Regions from separate parts of the Homo sapiens genome. Here region 2 is linked to region 1. The links are chromatin contacts, found by Hi-C in ENCODE. All regions are on one chromosome and are shown on one strand. Each heading gives the region's core, a stretch centred on a gene start or an enhancer-like site at or near the end of the contact. The rest is flanking DNA. Distances are from core to core; before and after follow the strand shown. Region 1 has its middle 120 kb from the start of INHBA. Region 2 has its middle 240 kb from the start of INHBA.

Evidence for each region. Hi-C counts contacts between places; a loop is a spot of excess contacts on that map. Pooled maps may share reads with other maps.
Region 2: a loop to region 1 is called in a map of A673, with 6 times the contacts of the local background. The contact joins two enhancer-like sites. A Hi-C loop is called at or near these places in 1 of 168 maps with a recorded cell type or tissue (A673), 5 of 37 single-sample maps with no recorded cell type and 3 of 50 pooled maps.

Annotation. Positions count from the first base shown.
Region 1 is chr7:41,819,731-41,825,651 of GRCh38, forward strand. No RefSeq gene overlaps it. Among named protein-coding and RNA genes, the nearest start is that of INHBA, 120 kb to the left of the region's middle. Within about 2 kb of position 2,728, at least 2 of the 41 ENCODE cell types and tissues checked have a DNase peak (open chromatin) inside an H3K27ac peak, as active enhancers do.
Region 2 is chr7:41,940,623-41,946,543 of GRCh38, forward strand. No RefSeq gene overlaps it. Among named protein-coding and RNA genes, the nearest start is that of INHBA, 240 kb to the left of the region's middle. Within about 2 kb of position 2,227, at least 7 of the 41 ENCODE cell types and tissues checked have a DNase peak (open chromatin) inside an H3K27ac peak, as active enhancers do.

The sequences.
Region 1 (5,921 bases), core at 1,478-3,977:
TTGCTGTGCAGAAGGATTTTAGTTTGATGTATTTCCACTTGTCTATTTTTGGTTTGGTTTCTTTGTACTGCATTTTAGATTATTTTGATATATCTGTTTTCCAGATAACTAATTCTTTCTTCAAAAGTGTCTAATCTGGAGTTTAAAATCAACCACTAGATTTTTCTTTTCAACAACCAGAATTTTCTTTCCTGGAATGTCTGTTTAGTTTTTTTTTTTTTAAATTAGCCTGTTCTTATTTGATTCTTTCTTAATATTGCCATGTTCTTTCATTATAGTTTCTTTTTTATGTCTTTAATTTAAAATTATTTTCTATTCTCTTCAATTTTTTTATTATCAGCTTAGAATGTTAATTCTCCCATTTGCTTTATGTGTCATGTCTCCCTAATGATAGTGTTTTCCTTTACGGTTTATGATATTTTATTAGAGCCTGACTTTTGTGGAGATTGTATGTGAGAATTCCATTTGTCTTTGGTAATGTCTGTATAAAAGGACTGATTTAGTTAGGCCTCAAGAATTTCATCAGTTTATTTATTAATTTCTCACATAAATTCCCCACCATGGGAAGAATAAATATAGACTCCTATCCTCAGCACATATTTAGAGTCAGTCTCTATTTCTTAAAAATGACAACTCTTGTTGTTTTTCAAGTCTTGTGGGTGGAGTGTTTTTTACCCCCTGTCACAGATGTGTCAGGTCTTGAGGCTCAGTGCAGAGAAGCTAAATTCCAGCTTCTGACCTTTGGGTGGAGGCTTGGCTTCTGTCCTTGACCGGTCTCTTCTGTCTGAGACCCAAGGGCCTGGATGCTGCTTCAGCACCAACTCAGGCTGCCCAAAGGTTTGCTTTGCCTCTTTCTCTGTCATATAGAAATTTATCTTCCACCTTTCAACCAGGAAACATGTTAACTCTTTAGAGTGGAATATACTTTATTCCTCATCTCTGTTTATGTAGGGGGAAGGGCCTTTTTGCCAGTAGTCTTCAAAAGCCCTGTGTGTGTCCCTGCCTTGATAACAACTAAAAACACATGTAGGTGGGCCTGCTGGGTCTGTTTTTCTAAATTTCTTAAATTGTTTTGGCACAGCAAAAATCAGCACATCTCAACTAAACTTAAAGTCTACATCTCTTGGAAGTATGTCTGCTAACAACTAGTTTCTATCTAAATGGGATGTATTATAGTTTCCTAAAATCTCCTCAAAATATATGTAAAAGTAATTTGACAAAGACAAGTGAAAGGCAACAGACTATATGTGTGTGTTTGTACCATTGATTCTCATTTTTAATGAATTCCATATTTTCAAATCCATCTACTCTGTGAAATGTATTTCTAACTCCCAAGTCAATACTCTGTGCATTCATGGTCATTTACAGATGTGGACAGAGTGGCAAAAATTCAAATAGCCGGATGGGCATGATTTCTGAGATTGGACAAGGCAATGCTTTACCTTCTTATTTCAGTTCTTATATTTTAAACACGTGTCCTTTTGGCTATCAATTTCATGACACATTTTTTGCATTTTTGTGCTTTTTCCTCATGATTTCACTGTTTAAAATGTCCCCCAAGCATAGGACTAAAGTGCTGTTTGGTGATCCTAAACACAACAAAGCTGTGAAGTACCTTCTGGAGAAAATACAGGTGTTAAATAAGCTTCATTTGGGAATGAGTCACAGTGCTATAGGTCATGAGTTCAATGCTAATGCATCAACAGTATATGTTAGATGAGATGCCATTAAACAGAAATATACTTAAAATAAAGTTATGGATTGATCTGTTGGTGAAAATGTTGTGACCTGAGGTTCACAATCCCTAACTCTGTATTTCTCCCAGGAGCAATGGCTCAATATTTGCTAATTCAGTGTTTGCAGTGACTTTATAGAACATAACCACTGCAGATGATGGTATTTGCCTGTACATTCATAGAAAATGAGAGAAGGAAGAGGAAAGAGAATGGTTGCATGATTATAGGTGTCCACATTTTTTTCTTCGAATTTTTATTGTTTTCAATTCCCTCAGGAAAAGGGGGAGAAAGGATGGAAGGAAGGAGAAAGAAGGAAGGCAGGAAGGCAGGAAGGCAGGAAGGCAGGCAGGCAGGAAGGAAGGAAAGGAAGGAAGGAAGGAAGGAAGGAAGGAAGGAAGGAAGGAAGGAAGGAAGGAAAGGAAGGGAAAGTTAAATCACCAAAAAATATACTTTGATGATTCTACTTAGAAGGGAATTTCAGGCCTCACACCCCTTCCAGCTGAGAAGTTTTCCTTTACACTAATCTCAATTCTGTCTCTTCCATTGTCATAGATCTCCTTTAGGGGTCACAAAGAGCAAGGTCTTTCAGCCCAGCATGAAAAATCCTTTGAATTACCTCCTCTGTAACTCACTCCTGGAGTTACAGGGTGATTACACTGTTTCTTAGATTATCATAAACTTTATAAAACATATTCTGAAAGATGCATTTGTGAGCTCTATTAGTTTGTGAAACGTTCCCTCTCTCGTTTCAGCTGTTATTTTTCAGAGGGAAATTTCATTAATATTACTTATTTTCAAACTAAGTAACAGTTTGTACTGGGACCACAATTAAGGTTCTTGGTTGATAATCATTCATGGTTAAGCATCCAGGGCTAGCAAGGAAAGAGAGATAAAGAAAATGAGAAACAGTGAGAGACATAGAGAGAGCTAAAGGGGGAAGAGAGAGAGAGAGGGAGGAGGAGAGGGAGGAAGGCACCACCCCAGAGCTCACATTTAGCCAGACCTCAGGACCTGCAAGGCTGTGAATAGTGTTCTATATTTAGCCTACCAGATATTTCGAGTAGTTCTGAAATTGGAAAGCAATGTTTTTCCATGAATTCCCTATAATAATATTTCCTAAGTCAACTCTAATCAAAATATTCCCTTTTCATTCTGTTTTTCCAAGTCTAGAGTGAGCCACTGATGCCCTCCCTTAGAAGGCTGGAAAAGACTGCAGAGCAGGGCAGTCCTAGTCTAGTCAAACCCAAACTTCCCTGGCCTCAATCCATGTTGCATGTGGGCACTGGGGACAAAGTCCCTCTGATGAGAGCAATGGTGAGCCATAGGATTGCTTTCCCACAAAAAGCAATGGGCTCCCAGGACTTCAATCCCATACTACCAATATATTTCCCTGGGGCTTCCATCCTCCCAGAGGGAACCCATGACATCACCATCAATGAAAGCCTTCACCCCATGTCACAACTGTACGTATATCTATAGGCACCACCTGAAAATCCCTCCCCCAGTCTATTCCAGGACCACAAACACATAAGCTGCTTCTCAGACACAGCTTTTTTATTTCAGAAACCAAAGGCTTATATTGAGAGTATCCTCACCAGCAGTCTTAGAATTGCAAGAATGCACATGAGTGCTTTTGGGCTGGACGTCTCCTCTGTTCTGGGAAAAGTTGCCTCTAGTAACTACCTGTCCTCACACCAGCCAGCCCTACCTGTCCCCACACCCCATACACTTGAATACAAGGGGAAGGAGTGTATGTTCTTCATCTTGCTTATGGAAACTGAGGGAGGGTAGCAAAGATACATTGGTGAAGCCAATTGCAGAGGTGATATCATGGTAAAATAACAGGGTAATAGCTTCTTCCAGGCAGTATACCATCAACCCAACGGCAAGAGCACCTTGAGTCAGAAAGGATGAAACTAAAATATGATCAGGAAGCTTTCTGTGTGTGTTGCAAATGACAGGCTGGAGGAGAGCAGACTCCAAGAACTAGAAACTTAGGAGCAAATACAAGGAATCAGACATTTGTAAATATCTGACACAAAAGAGAAAATTGTAGGAAGTAGAAGACCAATGATTTCAGTGGTGTGGAAAAAGCCAGTGGCTGCTGTCTTTAAATGTTGCGATGATTCAGATTTAAATCAGATCATATCATGCTCCTACCTAAACTCTGTAAGGTTTTCACTTGGAAGAGAATCTAAGCATCTTACCAATCTCATCTCACTCATGAGACTCCAGCCATACTGGCTCCATTCTGTTCCCAGAATATTTCCAGCTCTGCCTTTTCAGAGCCTTTCTGCCATGGTTCTCTCCTTCTAGGATGCTTTCCCCTCAGCTCTCTGCATGGCTGACTCCTTCTCGTGCTTTAACTGTGGCAACCTGTGCCACCCTAGGACACTGTGACATGGGCCTTCCTTACTCCAGTCACCACCACTTCTTACCCACTTACCCTCTCACATAACTGTTTACTTCCTCACTGGCACTTCTTGCAACTGAATATTGTTTTATTTATGTAATTCTTAAGTCAGAATGATTTATTACTGTATTTCCACTGCCTGATAAATAGTAGAAAATCAACAAATTTTTTTGAATGAATAAATGATGAATGGGGAATGAAAACAATGAATTAATTTACACATCTAGGCTGGTGTAGAAAGTAGGAGTAAGTTGAATTTCTGAAATAGAATCAAAGACTATAAGGTATTATTTAAGCACAAAGCAGTTTGAAATATTTAAGAAAAAACATTACGTGATACCCTAGAAAACAAGACCATTGTGGTACTTTTCATTTTGACTTCTATTTATTTTTACTTTAAAATATTTCTCTAGAAAGTCATGAAATTACCATTTACTTAATTATGAATCAGATGCATGACCACCTAGAGTTGAATTTTTTTTTCTATGAACATTACATGTAGATATTGACTTAAGTAATATTTTCAGCAGCAAATGTCTGATGATCTCGCAGGAAGGCCTCTCTGAGCAACGAAGTCATTATGAATATGAATCATGCATCATAACCACTCTCCTGGGGCACATCATAGTGCATGGATCAAGGCTCCATGTGGCTCTGTGGTGCTGGTTGCTGGCCTCCTCCTAATTTGAATGAAGCTGGTGTCTCAGCAACAGTAGGAAAGTGAAAATTAGAGTCTGTGTGGTAGAGTAAAATTTCTCCTTGCCAGTTAAAGCTCACAAAACCTTGCACATTTGTTTCTTTTGACCATTATCTTTTAAAGAACAGTCTTCAGAAAAATTATGGTGTGTTTTTGTTTGTTTGTCTTTTGAGACAGAGTCTTGCTCATTGTCCAGATTGGAGTGCAGTGGTGTGATATCAGCTCACTGCAACCTCCACCTCCCAAGTTCAAGTGATTCTCCTGCCTCAGCCTGAGTAGCTGAGATTACAGGCATACGGCACCACATCCGGCTAATTTTTGTATTTTTATTAGAGAAGAGGTTTCATCTTGTTGGCCAGGTTGGTCTCGAACTCCTGGCCTCAAGTGATCTGCCCACCTTGACCTTACAAAGTGCTGGAATTACAGGCATGAGCCACCACGCCTGGCCTAGAAAAAGTATTTTTTTTAAAGTCAATTTTGACTTCTATTTATTTGTATTTTAAGTCAAAAGGCTAAGACATTTTGGCCTCTATGACAAGCTTCTGAAAGTATTTCCTTGACTTTAATTAATTAATTTCAAAATAAAGGCATATCTAGCCAGTTCACACAGGTTATAAAACAGACATTGATATTAAAAATATAATACCTTTATTATAATACAATATATAAAATCAACTTTTTAAAAAAGACAGACATTGATATCTACGGAGAGAAAAAGGTGCCAGTTAGCATGGGCCATCCCGATGATGCTGACACTACACATTTGCCTTATCTGGAGCCTAAATGCTGACATTTGTATAAATAATCACAAATATGTATCTTCCAGGTGAGGAAAATCTGTTTGAAACAAAGTATATGCATCAGGGCAAAGGAATATGGATGTGTATATAGAAATGGGAACATTTATTTCTGTAGACCAATAGGACTAGCATAACTCAATGAACAAAGAATTTGCCAATGTCACTAACTTTATTCCAGATCCCTGCAGTAGTTACAGTAAAGTGGGTGGGTTAATCCTTGACGTGTACTAACAGAATATTTAAATTATTTATAATTTTTATCCAACAGCACTCAG
Region 2 (5,921 bases), core at 977-3,476, 120 kb after region 1:
AATGACACGTAAAAAGCAGTATGCTTTTCAACCATCACATATGCCAGCTCCCAGGTGGGCTGCTGTGGGAGCAGGGAAGGGTGCAGGGAGGAGAGCCCACTTCTCTTTCCCTGTGATTATTTTTCCTGCACGGGGTTGTATGGCCAAAAAGTGCGCAAATAGATTGGTAAACACTAAAGCTGGTCCTCGTTACTGACAGGTGAAAAGAACATGTGTAAGACCCAAAACACCTAGGAAGGACATTTGTAAGGTGACTAAGCCTGAGCTCCGCCTGTCTCTTTGGAAGCAGCCAAGGTACAGTAAATGCTCTTGAACACCAGGGGGCAGTGTGTGACTGCCGTTTCTCATTCCGCTCCCTACAGAGCCTCAAAGCAGTTTTTCCCAGTAAAGCTGATCTCTGCTACATGGGTCCTAACTCTGAGCCTCTGTCACCTCTGTCAACAAGACTTTCCTTGAGTGACAAAAACTGAACTTAAGTAATGTAAGTGCCCACAACAGCTGAAGTCTGAGCAATTCTTAGCGGCAGGAAGATGTTTCTCTTGCTGCCTGAACTACTCCTAGAATGGTAGAGCATCAAAGAACCATAGCTCCTTAAGCATCTCTGGGCAAGAGGTGCCTGACCCCTATCCCTGATGGCACTGAGTCCTGTCTGGGACACTCTATTACATTTCTTTTCTGTCTTTCTCCTTCCTTTCACCTACAAGTAAATCTTTTCTGTTTTAAGAAATCAGTCAAGGCATCAGCAATGAACTCTGGGTATGAGACGCCCACTCATAGGAGCTCAAAATCCCCAAGCTCCTGGGTATTTTCACATGGATGGGATGCTCTCCTCACCCTCAGTGTGCCCCAGCCGCGGCTCCCCACCCTCGGCCCCTCCCCTTGTGGGTTCCCTTCTCAATGCCCTGCACCTGGGAGCCTCCCTCTCACCCAGACTTTGCCATGACCTTGTTCTGCTCACTCTCTTCTCCTTTCCCTGCCTCTGGCTATTCCCTGTCACCCACTGACTCCGTGGAAGAGGACTCCCTCCCAGCTGAGTGTGTGACCCCAGGGCCCACTCTGCTTTCCGCTGGAGGCAGCCAGTGAGTGGTAGACGCATGGGATCTGCCTTCACACAGTCCAGGCTCTGTCACTGACCAGGCAGATAGCCTTGGACACCTGCCTGAACCTCTCTTCCCTTCCGCCCTTCAGATCCCTCATTTCCTCATTTTGGAGCCTCCTCTGGGGCACACGCTAAGACCTCTGGGCACATGGTCATCGCTATGACCAGCCCTGGCCCTCTCCTTTTGGGGGGCAATCAGTTACATGCTTCTTTTGGCACAGAGTTCATCTATATCCATGTTTGAAGTGATTGCCCGGACATGAATATAAGGGTCACTGCCTAACTCGCTGCAATAGTTAAAGGGAGTAACGAGAAGGGGGCCCTGCTGAGTGGTCTGGAGTGGGGTAAAATGAAAGGCAAACACACCGCCCTTGATGATTTAGACTCCTCTACAAGAGAGACTAATCTACTACATAGACTAGGACACATTCCACAGATGAGGAAACAGAGGCTCATAGAAAGTTCAACAACTGGCCGGGCGTGGTGGCTCACGCCGGTAATCCTAGCACTTTGGGAGCCTGAAGCAGGCGAATCACTTGAGGTCAGAAGTTTGAGACCAGCCTGGCCAACATGGTGAAACCCCATCTCTACTAAAACTACAAAAAAGTAGCTGGGCTTGGTGGGGGGCGCCTGTAATCCCAGCTACTCTGGAGGCTGAGGCAGGAGAATTGCTTGAGCCGGGGAGACGGAGGTTGCAGCGAGCGGAGATCGTGCCATTGCACACCAGCCTGGGGGACATAAGTGAGACTCTGTCAAAAAAAAAAAATTCAAAAGTTCAACAACTTGTGCAGAGCCACTTGCTACCCGAGGACCCGTGACTCAAGCACATCGGTGTGGTTTAAAGTCCACCCTGTGGCTCCTCTCACGCTCCTCCTACCTCCGGGTCAAGGGGCGCTGATGTAAGGCATTCCGCTTGTGCCTTTCAAAATAAACAACTGCTTTCAAAAGACAAACGGAATTATACATAGACTAGGACAGTTGAAAAAATGCTAGATTCTGTCCCCGCAGGGAAGTGGCCGACCCGATGTGTGGAGGGGCTGGGAGCTGCCATGCCCCGCACAACCCGGCGCACCCTGCGGGCTTCACGCGTGGGCTTCACGCGTGGGACTCGCAGGCTCAGTCTGCAGGGGCGCTGCTGTCACCGCACCCGCCTCCCCAGCTCAGGCAGCCCAGGACTCCCTCTGGCTTATATGTAGTAAAAAACAAAGGCAGTGTCTGGTTCAGATCCAAGAAAGCCACAGCAGTGGCCACAGAGATGTTTCTCCAAGTCTCATATTGATGAATCCCAAGCATATTTGAACTGTTTAATACCCCCATCTCCAAAGATGCTCTTTTTTAGCTAGTGTCCAATCCCTATATTACAGTTCCTAAACAAGAAACATTCCCCGTGCTGAATCCGCGTGGTTCTTTCCTCTTCAGCGCAGAGAACGGAGGTGGAGATGGGCTCCGGTGCTCCCGCTGAACAGGGACGGTGCGCAGTCATTCCCCGCCTGCACCACGCGGTGGCAGCAGCAGCATGGGCTGAAGGGGCTGTTGGACGCGTTTGCAGCTCCGCCCGCTGAGAAGCCACTATTAAATGCCCTGCAAACTGGGCATTAATCCCCAGGCCCTCCACAAGTGTGGTGAGGGGAGTGTGGAGGGAGGGAAGGAGGGCAGTGGACAGTCAAGTCTTGGAGATTGTGCCTGATGGCTGAGTGTTCTGGAATAGGCCTGTCCTTTCTCTCATTGACAGGGGGAGCTAGAGCTGGCAGGAGAGGGCCAGGAATTTTTCTCTTGCTGACACTTTGCAACAGGTCTGGCCTTTGGACCCAGAACCCCATAAGACCAGGCCTGTTCTTTTGCCTATGAGACTTCCTCGTTCACAGAAGCTATGACTTCTAGACCAGGCATCGTTGACTTCTGGCCTCCTCCCTCTTCTTCTAAAATTTTCTCCAAAAAGCACACCCACTGGCCCCCCTGGTGTGTCCCCTCCAGCTCTGGTCCTCCAGGGCAAAGCCCAGACTCCTTCATGGGGTGTTTGGGGCCTATGCACCTTCACCCCGAGTTTTCACTCCTGCCAGTGCCTTATGTACATCCTGTCAACCTCCTTCCTGACCCTCATCTACAGAGGTCCACTCTCCCACCTCATACTGTCTCTTGTACCTTCCTCTCCACCTCTTCCTCTTCTGAAAGGGCCCCTCCTTAGTCAGTGTTTAACTCATGTTCTTGGAACCCTTCCCTGATGTCTGAACTGTTAATTATAACCTGTGCCACTTCCCTGGTGCCTGCAAACACTGCAAGACTTAACTCATCTCCTGCTCACAATGATTCAGTCATCTGGACAGATGAGGACACTGAGGCACAGATACATAAACTTGCCTGAGGTCCCAGAGCTAAGGAAGAGGCAATCTTAAATTGTCATCTCTGAGTAAACTCACATATTCTCTGCCTTGGAACTCAGAGACTGGGATTTTGCCACTATGTTTCTCTGTGACTGATTATGACCCAAACAATGTCATAACATCTTTTTTTTTGAAACATAGTCTCACTCCGTCACTCAGGCTGGAGTTCAGTGGCACAATCTCAGCTCACTGCAACCTCTGCCTCCCGGGTCCAAGCGATTCTCCTGCCTCAGCCTCCTGAGTAGTTGAGATTACAGGTGCACCACCACGCCCGGCTAATTTTTATATTTTTAGTAGAGACGCAGTTTCACCATGTTGGCTAGGCTGGTCTCGTACTCCTAACCTCATGTGATCTTCCTATCTCAGCCTCTCAAAGTGCTCAGATTTACAGGTGTGCACAACCACTCTCAGCCAATGTTTGTATTTTTAGTACAGATGGGGTTTTACCATGTTGGCCAGGCTGGTTTCAAACTCCTGAGCTCAGGTGATCCACCCTCCTCGGCATCCCAAAGTGCTGGGATTAGAGGCTTGAGCCACTGTGCCTAACCCCAAACAGGGTCACACATCTTGATTCGCAAAACAAGGAATGTGGAGAAGTGGTGAGGGTTGGGATCCCTGTTCTTGCACTTGCTAGCTGAGTGATTTCAGAAAGGTAACACACACACTTTCTCTTTCTCTCTCTCTCCATTTTTAAAGTGGTGGTAATACTAGTAAGACTATTATGAGAATAGAGATTAGAGATATAATATAAATGTGTTCAGTTTACAGTTGAGTCTGTGAGTGCAGTATCCAGAAGTATTCCATAAAATGGAATACTCCTATAGCCAGGAACTCAGCATCAGTCACTGTAAATGCAAATACATGCAGCCGTACCCGGATGGCTCTGCGGTTTCTTTTCTTTTTCTTTTCTTTTTTTTTTTTTTTCTGAGATGGAGTCTCACTCTGTCACTCAGGCTGGAGTGCAGTGGCAAGATCTCAGCTCACTGCAAACTCTGCCTCCTGGGTTCACGCCATTCTCCTGCCTCAGCCTCCTGAGTAGCTGGGACTACAGGCGCCTGCCACCACGCCCTGCTAATTTTTTGTATTTTTAGTAGAGACGGCATTTCACTGTGTTGGCCAGGAGGGTCTCCATCTCCTGACCTCATGATCCACACGCCTCGGCCTCCCAAAGGCTCTGTGAGGTTTCTAAATAAACACTGTAACTCAGAAATATGTGTTTGGAGGTATTAAACTGCAGAGAATTGAAGGATGAAAACTTACCAAGAAATATTAGCTAGGGCCCTTTCTTTGACAATGTATCCCACATGAGGTTAAATCCCATAGCTGTGACCCACAAGGGGGCCCAAGAAGCCCCAACTCTCATTTCCAGAGAACACTCTCCTTCTGCAGACCCCATTTTCCTTCCGAGCTTGCAGCCTGATTTCAGGGTGTGTACTGGTTCACAGTGACCCCCAATCTGACACCCGCCACCCCACCTTATGCACAGGACTTACCTGCAACCCTCAATTGCACGATTCAACCCCACACTTCTGGCTGGGATGCTGGTCACATCTAACCCTGACAGAGTCATTCCTAGACCCCAGGACTTTGGAGGTGGGAGTGAGGAAGAACCAGTCTCTGTAGGTGACTGTAAATCTGAACGAAGAACCTGGGCACTGTGGGCCACCATTTCCCACCAGCCAGGCAGAATAAGTGTGCTGGGTGGGATGCGTGAAGAGAGGATGGAGAAATCAGAATGTAAAGATGTGAAGAGGTTGCTCCCAGGGCTCCCAGTAACAATGTAAGCTCTCAGTTCTGCTCTCCCCAAAGGAGATCTCCCTACAGCACCATCACTCACCTGGCTACCTTGAATTGGCCTCTGTTCCTTGCCACCAAAAAATGTCCTAACTATGACGTCAAGCTCTCTGCAGCCAGAGACCCCCAACATGCTGTGATGAGAAAGTGCTGGACACTGGTGATCTTGTCCGCAGCCTCACACTGTGTCCTGCCATCCCAAGTAGGTCTTTGAGAGAAGGGAGAATCCTTCCCTGCCATTGTTCTGCATGAAGAAAAACAGAAGTAAATGGCACTGGTGATGCTTCTGCCATCAATAGAAGTCCCTTGCACATCCCTCCAGTTGATTCATGGGAGCCCCACTCTCTGGGTGGATTGGGTCACCTCCAGCCACCCAATTCCCACTTAGAGCTATAATGGGGCTTGCGAGGGGAGTGCAAGCCCAAGCCTTTCCCCTGTAAACCACAGGTTCTGGGCCTCCTGCATCACCTGGGAAACCGTGAAACCCTTTCCTCTAAAGCCTCACCTGGCGAATGGCCCTTCAGCATGAGCTCAGGACCCACATCCTAGGAAGATCTTCCAGGAACCCCCACAGGCTTCAGTTGGGAAGGTCTCCTCCTCCAAGCCCATGCCTTCTGCTCTCACAATACTTCCCATCCTCCCCTCCA